Regions from separate parts of the Homo sapiens genome. Here region 2 is linked to region 1. The links are chromatin contacts, found by Hi-C in ENCODE. All regions are on one chromosome and are shown on one strand. Each heading gives the region's core, a stretch centred on a gene start or an enhancer-like site at or near the end of the contact. The rest is flanking DNA. Distances are from core to core; before and after follow the strand shown.

Region 1 (4,149 bases), core at 1,547-4,046:
TGTTCCTGGGAAGCAAATGACCTAATTCTAAATTCATCTATCTGAAAGGCATAGTGCTTCTGCAAACTCTAAATCTTACAAGACTTTGAGAAGTGGTTATGTATTTCTATTCTTTATTACCTGACAACATTATTGAATCCAGAGCAGTAAATCTATAGCCATCCACAGAAAGCACAGGAAATGAGCTTGACTGGGCCTCAGAGACCCCTGAAACCAAGCCCAGGAAGAGACTGACATGGAGGCTTTTCCATTGGAGGGTGTGCTGGCTTTTCAAGGTCAGAGCTTGGTCTGAGGTCTATCATCTTATAAGTATTGTACAAACAAGACACTGTTGAAATTGAAAGGGTGTTAGTTTCCTATTGCTGCTGTAACAAATTACCACAAATTTAGTGGCTTAAAAAATAACCCAAATTTACTATCTTACAGTTCTGGAAGTCAGAGCCTACTTGGGCTAAAATCAAGTATTAGCAGAGGTATGTTGGTTCTGGAGGCTCTAGGGGAGAATCCATTTCCTTACCGTTTCCAGCTTCTAGAGGCCACCTGTATTTCTTGGCTCATGGCCTCTTCCTCCATCTTCAAAGCCAGCAGAATGGCATCTTCAAATCAGACTCTGCCATGCCTGCTTTTCTCTTTTGGACCTGCTATTACATTCAGCCCACCCAGATAATTCAGGATAATATCCTCACCTCAAAATCCACATCTGCTAAGTCCCTCTTACCTCATAAAGTAATATATTCACAGGTTTAAGGGATTAGGGTGTGAATATCTTTGGGGGATTATCATTTTGCCTACCCCAACAGGACTAGTAATAATTCTACCAGGACAATACGAGTATACTGACTAGAAGCCAGGCCAGCTGGGATGTATGGACATGTGGTTCAGAAGCTGTGTCTGGACAATGACGACACATTCTCTGCCTACAGACACTATGCTCTGTTGAATTTCCTAACTGATTTTTAAAGTAGTTCAGGTATCTTGCTAGTATGTGATTTTAATAAAGAAAACACTAAGTCATGTGGAGAGAGAATAAATTGGAGTGGGAAAACTATTTCAACATCTGCCACATAAAGTGTGAATTAAGCAGCATGGTGTGTCCGAAACAGCATGGACTTCAGAGTCCAAGGAGCCTAGATTTAAACTGGCTTCTGTGTATGCTTTAAGTTATTTGGGCCAGTTACTTATTCTCTCTAAACTTCAAGGTGATGAGATTTGCCTTATGGAGCTTCACAGGGGATTAAGTTAGATAATGTATAAAAGGTGACCAGCAGTGATACAGTTCTCTGCTTAAACATATGTTTCAGGGTTAGTAATTCCTGTCTTATTTCATTTTTGGACTATTAACCTTATTTTATGATTTTGTAACTAGATGTACTGCTTAACAATTTTGTATGAGTTCTCTCCAACTTTTTTCCTGTTTGAAAAGGCAAGCCTGGGGTCTCATGCATAAAAATGTAGAAAACATTGTATTAGTCATTTTTGGCTGATTTCTTTGATTCCTTTATTGCTTACCATAGAATTTTTAGGTGACAACCAGAAATACAAAACATCTGAGGGTTGTTAAAGTAAAATGCCAAACAGTTCTTTCACTGTATGCCATCGCGTGCTGAACATTCTTCAGGAAAATAGCAGCTGACATGAAATATACAGAAAATTCCTTTTTGCCTGACATTTAAATGACGATGGCTTATTTCACACATTTACTATTAACATGTCAAGGCTTAATATTGCCACAAAATTGTTGTAATAAAGTTGAGAGTAATTTCATGAGAACATGTTATTTTCGTAACTTTATTAAAACAAACTAGAAACTAATAGACAAAAATGAACATCATAAGTACTCTCCAAGTCCCCTTTAAACACTTCACTTGGGCCATTGGTTTATATGGCTCTCCATGCTGAACAGGCTGAAGCCACAGACCATCCTGTTTGAAGAATATCTTAGGAAGATATGGGCTCCATAAAACTATTCTTGCATCAGGAAAGTGTTTTTTATCATACAAATAATTACTAAAAAAAAAAAGAGAGATTTCAAAATCAGTTATCCAAAAGTCAACTCCAACTATTCTAGGTAATGTGATTAATGTGAATTTTGTAGGATTTCATGTGCATGTTTTCATTAGAAAACATTCTGTGTGTCTTAGTCTCATATTTATACCAGATAATTTTTAAATAATTGCTTTGAGTTACAAAATAATCAGAAAAGTTTTTAAATGTCAGCAGCCTGTGCTGGCAATCCAGGTGACATCCTATGAGGACAGGTGTAGAGCTCCACAGTCCACCCTGACCCTCCCCGTCAGCTCCTAAAATTATATCTATCCCATATGTGCCAGCTTCTCTTACTGTTTTGTTGTGGTGGTTGTTATAAGAGATTTGGCAAACAAAGTTAAATAACTCTGGACCTGAGGTCATTATAATAATATATTATTATGTATTAAATTTAAAAGAATGATATCCAGACAATATTTATTTATTCTGTACCTGTTATGTGCCAGCCACTGTTTTGGTGCATAACTTTTTATTTATAAGTGAAGATGACAGAAACACCAAAAATCACCAGGCAGATTAATGCAAAGGATAAGGTTCCAAAACACTAAAACTTTAGTAGACAGCAGTATCAACTATCCTTAACATCTGAGTCCCAATGCCAGAGAGTTTACAGAGACTGGAAACTTTCATTAAGAGTGGAATCTTTCATTAGACATGAATCAGAATCCTGAGCCAAGCAACCCTGTTGATCCTCTGTGTCAGTGAGCAATCTCAGTAATGTCACTGCACTTGAAAACTAGGGCAGGCAGCCTCAACCTGTGGCAGCTGATGAGCATAATAAAAGCAATACTTCACTTCTTATTTTTTAAAATGCCCTCATAAGTAGCCTGTTAGGTTTCTTGTATGTAAAAATGACATCTTAAAAGGCTATGGATGTTAAGCTTATAGTGCCCAAATGTAATTAGAAATAGGAGATTTAAAAATTAATACTTAGCCTTTTATGACTTTACAATACTTTTTAAAGTATTGCTAGTGAGAAAAGAATTAGGGAAACTGGCATCTCTGAAGCCCAAAGTATTACACATGGAATACCAAGGTGGAAGAGCAATGAGCGTTTGACTTTGGCTTTCCCCTGCACTGTTAAGAGTACAGCCCCTTTTGAGGCTTCGTCTTGCTGAATAACTTAGGGTAAGTGTTGCTAGCTTCTAGCAGTGGGGAAGGGATGCATTTCCATGCAGCCATTCAGGAACCCAGGTGCCTTCCATTTTGTGGCTCTGCCATCCTCTAGTGCAGGAGTCAGAAAACCCTAACCTGTGAGCCACCCCCTATTTTAGTAAATAAAGTTCTATTGGAGCAGAGCCATGCCCATTTCTTCACATATTATCCATGGCTGCTTTTGTGCTACAATGGCAGTGTTGAGTAATTGTGACAGAGTATATGACCCATAAACCCAAAATAGTTACTACTGTCTAGCTCCTTAAGAAGTCTGCCCATGCCTGGGCTAGGCACTTGGAGTCCTCTGTGGGACTCCTTCTTAGACAGCCTGGAGACTTTCATGGCTGTGTTTAGAGTGGTGTGTCTACAGCCCCTCCCATTCTCTTGGCCAAAACTCAGTCACATGGCCACACCTAATAATTGCAAGGGAGGCTGGGAAATGTGGTCAATCTATGCAGGAAGAAAAGAAAATGGGTTTAGTGAACAAGTAGCTGGTCTCTGCTACACTAGCAATTTCCATTTCCCAGGAATATGAGAAGGATTAGAGAAGTTGGGAATAAATGGTGAGGCAAGCCCAGAATTATAGCCAGAAGCCAAAGTTCCTTGTACAAAAATCTATTCATGAACTCCACATCACAAAACAAATATTTTGAGCTCACGTCATCATGATAAGCTGTGAGGAAAGATTGAACGGGCTAGAGGTACTGCAGAAGTTTCAAACGGAAAGGATTGTGATTGGATTGGGGCATAACCAAGAAAAAAGCAGCTAGTTGTCTCCCAGGACAATGCCTGGAATGTGTTTGTCACCAAAATGAACAGCCTGGCCGTTCAGTCGTATTCACAAGATTGAATGGCAACAATCTTGCCCATTCAGTCTCCTAATTTTGTCAGCAGACCTGTGTGGATCCGTCTTCCATGGACCAGAATATTAATAAACCAAACTCATAG
Region 2 (4,719 bases), core at 932-3,431, 77 kb after region 1:
CCAGGGCCCACCTGAGGGGGGAAGGTGAGAGGAGGGTGAGGGTCAAAAAACTACCTGTTGGGTACTATGCTTACTATTTGGGTGACAAAATTATTTGTACACTAAACCCCAGTGTCATGCAATTTACCTGTGTAACAAAAGTGTACACATACCCCCTGAATCTAAAAGTTAAATACCAAAAAAAGAAAGAAAATAAACAGAAAGTTTTCCAAAGATGTTGTATCTTTTAAAATCCACTTTCAATTTCTTCAAACTGCAGTATAACACTATTTGGTAGTCAAACATCCAGGAGTCATTCATTAATACATACATAAATAAATATTTAGTGTGAAGTACAATAAGGAGAGCACTCAGAGAAAAGCTCCAACGCCCCACCTCTCTCCAGGCCAACTCCCTGCTCCTCTGCCCCTTGGCACATGGAAGAAGAGGGCCTGAATGTCCACTTTGCCAGAGCAGAGGGAAGGGCACCTCTGGTCACTTTAATCTTTCCCACCATGTGCTTCCTTGATGAGTAAAAAACTAGAAGCCAACATTCCAAGTAGAATGGCCTGGGTTCTGTCTTGTGTTGAGCATTCTGGCTCATGCTCGAAAGCAGATAAAGAGTGGCACATGCCTGTGGCTATTTCAGAATCTCAGAGATGTGCAGGAGGCTGTCCCTCTGAGAAAATGGAGCAACAACTAATGTATTATTCATATATTTGAGCTTCCAGAAGAAAGGTCTACTCCGAGGACAGATTTTTTTCTGCCATTAATGACCACTTTTTAAAACAGATATCTGATGGCAATGTCATTTGGGGGCTCTTTGGGTACCTATTTCCCATCAAGATTAAATAGATTTACCTGATCAAGGGCTAAGAGGAAATAAACCTAATGCCCACAGACATTTTCAATTACCAATGTTTAGTTAGGGAATACTCTAGCATCTTTTTACAGTTAACTTAGTAAGGCCTTTGAACAACTTCAACCATTCTTGGGAATAATCACCTTTCTGTTGAGTGATGGCAAAAGTCCAAGCACTAGAAGAATGATATATTGGACTTTGGGGCCTCAAAGGGAAGGGTGAGAGGGGGGTGAGGGATAAAAGACTACACATTGGGTACAGTGTACACTGCTCAGGTGACGAGTCCACCAAAATATCAGAAATCACCACTGAAGAACTTATCCAAGTAACCAAACACCACCTGTTCTCCAAAAACCTATTGGAAAAAAAAAAAACAAAACAAAAGTCCAAGCACCGTGTCCCTCAATATCTAAGACACATGTCAACCCAGCACGGACAGCCAAGGGAACAGGCACCGGTACTTAAGCATCTTAGCCCCACTCAGACCCCTTGAGTTCGATTCCATCCTGGCCCTTCCAGGGCTCTATCAACCCTTAACAATCCTAAAACACCTAACCCCTGAAGTCATTCTGGAAAAGAGGAAGAGTTTCCCAAGGGCCAGAGAAGAAGTCTTAGAAACTAGAGAAGGTAATGACCCCCTAGAATCTTCTTGATGCAAAAACAAGCCACCAGGATGACCAAAGGGCAGTGCAGTCTTCTCACAGCATCCTCTGACTTAGACCTGGGCTGCTCAGCTTTCTCAGAGCTGAAGACTCCAGGACTTTCTGAATCTAGATTCACATTTCCAAAAGGAGTATATGTCTAAGACATTCCAAAAAAGTGGTCATGTTTGGTGGGAATGAGGTTTTCCTGCACAATTATGGTTAAATCTCACGTTAGTGAAGATTTTGTGGTTGAAGCCATCTGGAATCCTCTCACTAAGTGGCTTCCCATAGCTCTGGCCAGAAGTCACCTTGGTTGGACATAAGGACATGATTATATATCCTGTTGTTCAGACCTAAGCCTGAGTACTCAATCAGGTTATTAAATTGTTTTTACCCTCACCCTGGATTTTTCTGTAACAAGGATCACCTTGAAAACAGGCTAGACTCTGCTATCTAAAGGTACCTTTACAAAGAGTCTGAAAACAGAATAAATATTATGTTTTCTTGATGAGGCGTTTATTGTACCCTCTGAGCATCCAAACTTAATGGGTCAGAAGAATACCAGGTGCTGCTCTTGTTTGATAAAAGCAGTTATCACATGCTATTTAGAGAGTGTGTGGAAGGAGTTCTTGGCTGTGATTGAATCCTGCAATTCTGTCTCCAACAGGCTTTCAGCAGCCATGGCTCTGAGTCATCTGCCTGGTGACCAGAAGCTGACATCCAATATCATGTGCCTCCCCAGATAATGAGGTCAAATGTGCCAGACCCACAAGGGGCTTGATAACAGCTTATTAACATCCCCAAATGATAGCACTTTTGATTAAACCTCACATGTCTGCCTGTCCCCCCTCTCATCCTTTCTAAAATTAGAGCTGGTATTTTACTAACCATGCCCTTGCTTGAACTTTAGAATGGTTCAAGGATAGTGCAAAATCATGATGTCTTTTCACTGTAATCCCCAAGAACAGGGTTTTTCTGGGTCACAAAGTCTTAGATTAATTCAAACTTTACTGAGTTTTCCTCCCCTTTGGAATAAATTAGATACTTTTTGGAAAGCCAACAAGGTACAAAACAGAGCACAAAGTTTAGATTCAGAAATCATGTGCTCTAATGTGCTTTGTTCCCTAAGCTAAATAGTATGTAAACCAACAGAAGTCACTTTGCGTCACCGTAACTCAGTTTGCCATCTACAAAAATGAAAGAGTGCTACTTTTTAGAGCTTTGTGGAGTAGGAATCAAATAGGATAATAGATAGAAATCCCTCTTTCAATAATGAAAGCAGTATATAACTATTATTATATACTGGTATGTAATATTATTACCATCATAATTATGGTTCCTGTTTCTAGGTTTTATATTTTGTAGCAACATTTATCTGTTTGAGAATTTTAATTGCCAAAGTCAATTTGTCCCATTTTGATTTCAAGACATAATATATTATAAGAGAATTTGAAAATATCCTCTGATGTGCCCCTGGGCCTCCAAAATGAAGCTGTTCTGGGCTGGCAGGCAGCTCTAGAGCCCCATGAAAGTGAGTAGAAGAAAGTTAAGGGCCAGACTGATGAACAGCAGAAGGCAAGCACAATAAGGACTGGGGTGTGGGGGGTCGATAGCAATAGGGAGAGTCTACAATCACATGGAAGAAAGGGAAAGTCAAGATTTCCCTGTCATGGAATAGTTTGTTTGGCATCGGGGGAAGCTGATCAAGGTGAAATTACAAAGAAAAACTAGGAGTGGGGAGGGCTTTCCAGAGAAAATTAAAACAGCTCAGGTGGAAGATGGCTTGCTTTTGGACATGGATTTGACTACAGAGAGGGAGAGGGTAAGACAGGTAGGATAGAAAGTCAAGGATAAATCTGCACCAAGACTCATTGGGTAAGACATACAATGAGTGCCTGAAATCCGAGGCAGGGGCTCTGGGCTCACAATGTCAGCGTGAAGATCATGATGAGGCTGCAAAGCAGATGAGAGTGAAGGAGTGAGAGGGCTGGGAGGAGAGGAAATTCAGGCAGAGAGAGAGATGTGGGAACTTAAGAACTTAGAGGAAAAGAGTTCTGATGGAGGAGATATGCACATGGGTGTGGAGGATGGAAATGGGAGAGCGGAGGTGGTGATTCCTGAAGTGGAGACAGTCAAGAGTCCATTAGACCAGGATCTTCACTGAGTACCCACATTGCAAATGGAATCTCCCAGGCTGAAGGTGGGACTTATAAAGATGGGAAGATTATGATGCACACAAGAACCAATTTTTTCCGTAAATTTAGAAAAATGACCAAGAGTTTAGAAGATGAGAGTGACAAGAAAGGGAAGGGATGATATAGCCCGCATTACAGGGAGCCATCCATAAGGGGATAAGGATATTATTTGGAAGCCAACTCTCCTCTCGCTTCTGATTTTTTTCTTCCTCATCCCATCCTCAGACTCAGGCTCAGAGATGGTGAAGATGTTGAAGAATCAGCAGGCTCCACACGATCCTTGAAAAGACTACAAAATTAATGATGTTTTCTTCAGATAGTCAGATGCAGGTACAGAACGAGGAAGTCAAAGGAATTGCTCTGTGATCAGGAGGAGTGTGTAGAGGACTCTGAAGGACCAACAGAAAGCCTGGGTGGGAAGACAGCCATGGAAGGATTAAATGAGAGGCAGAACATGAAAATTCAGTGGGCAGAGGGGCTTGCATTTGGGGCTATGACTGGCTGACGAGGATGAGAAACAGGGTGGAATGAACTGACCTCAAGATTCTAGGTGAGCCCCCGGGGTGGTCTGAGACCTCAGGCCTTTCCAGAAACCCAATGGCATCAGGATTCTTAACAGAACATTGAAGGATGTGTCCAGGTGCAGACTGGCCCAGGAGCCCTCCCACATATAAGCTCAAAAATGAGGTCTTTCATATGTTCTGCCGGAGATTATGAGTTTGGAGGTGCCATAGTCTCTTTCACCCACTTGCATAGGTTGTAGCTTCTGGACACTCACAAGGCAGCTACTTTCAGCCAGCAAGTGGCCTGCCACCATCGTATCTGAGGTGTGGTAGCCTGAGGTCAGCTCTCAGTTATCAAAGGCCTGATGAAACATAATTCTGACTGTGTTTTGACATTGAGTTCTCAGATTATCTAATGGCACAGATCAACTCCCTTCTTGCTCCTTTACCTTAACCCTATTTTATTCACCCCTTATTCCCAAATTTGTGACATTATTGGTGACCTTGAAAAACTGGTAGCAACCTAAATGCCAAAC

Evidence for each region. A loop is a pair of places that touch in the nucleus more often than their neighbours do. Pooled maps may share reads with other maps.
Region 2: a map of gastrocnemius medialis shows a loop between it and region 1 (2.6-fold over the local background). The contact joins two enhancer-like sites. A Hi-C loop is called at or near these places in 25 of 168 maps with a recorded cell type or tissue (Right ventricle myocardium inferior, Right ventricle myocardium superior, aorta and 9 more), 1 of 37 single-sample maps with no recorded cell type and 19 of 50 pooled maps.

What each region holds. Positions count from the first base shown.
Region 1 is chr6:118,292,812-118,296,960 of GRCh38, forward strand. All of the region lies in intron 7 of SLC35F1 (solute carrier family 35 member F1), which reads left to right. Among named protein-coding and RNA genes, the nearest start is that of PLN, 250 kb to the right of the region's middle. Within about 2 kb of position 2,797, at least 3 of the 41 ENCODE cell types and tissues checked have a DNase peak (open chromatin) inside an H3K27ac peak, as active enhancers do; they include gastrocnemius medialis, where a contact is called at or near this core.
Region 2 is chr6:118,370,395-118,375,113 of GRCh38, forward strand. No RefSeq gene overlaps it. Among named protein-coding and RNA genes, the nearest start is that of PLN, 180 kb to the right of the region's middle. Within about 2 kb of position 2,182, at least 4 of the 41 ENCODE cell types and tissues checked have a DNase peak (open chromatin) inside an H3K27ac peak, as active enhancers do; they include gastrocnemius medialis, where a contact is called at or near this core.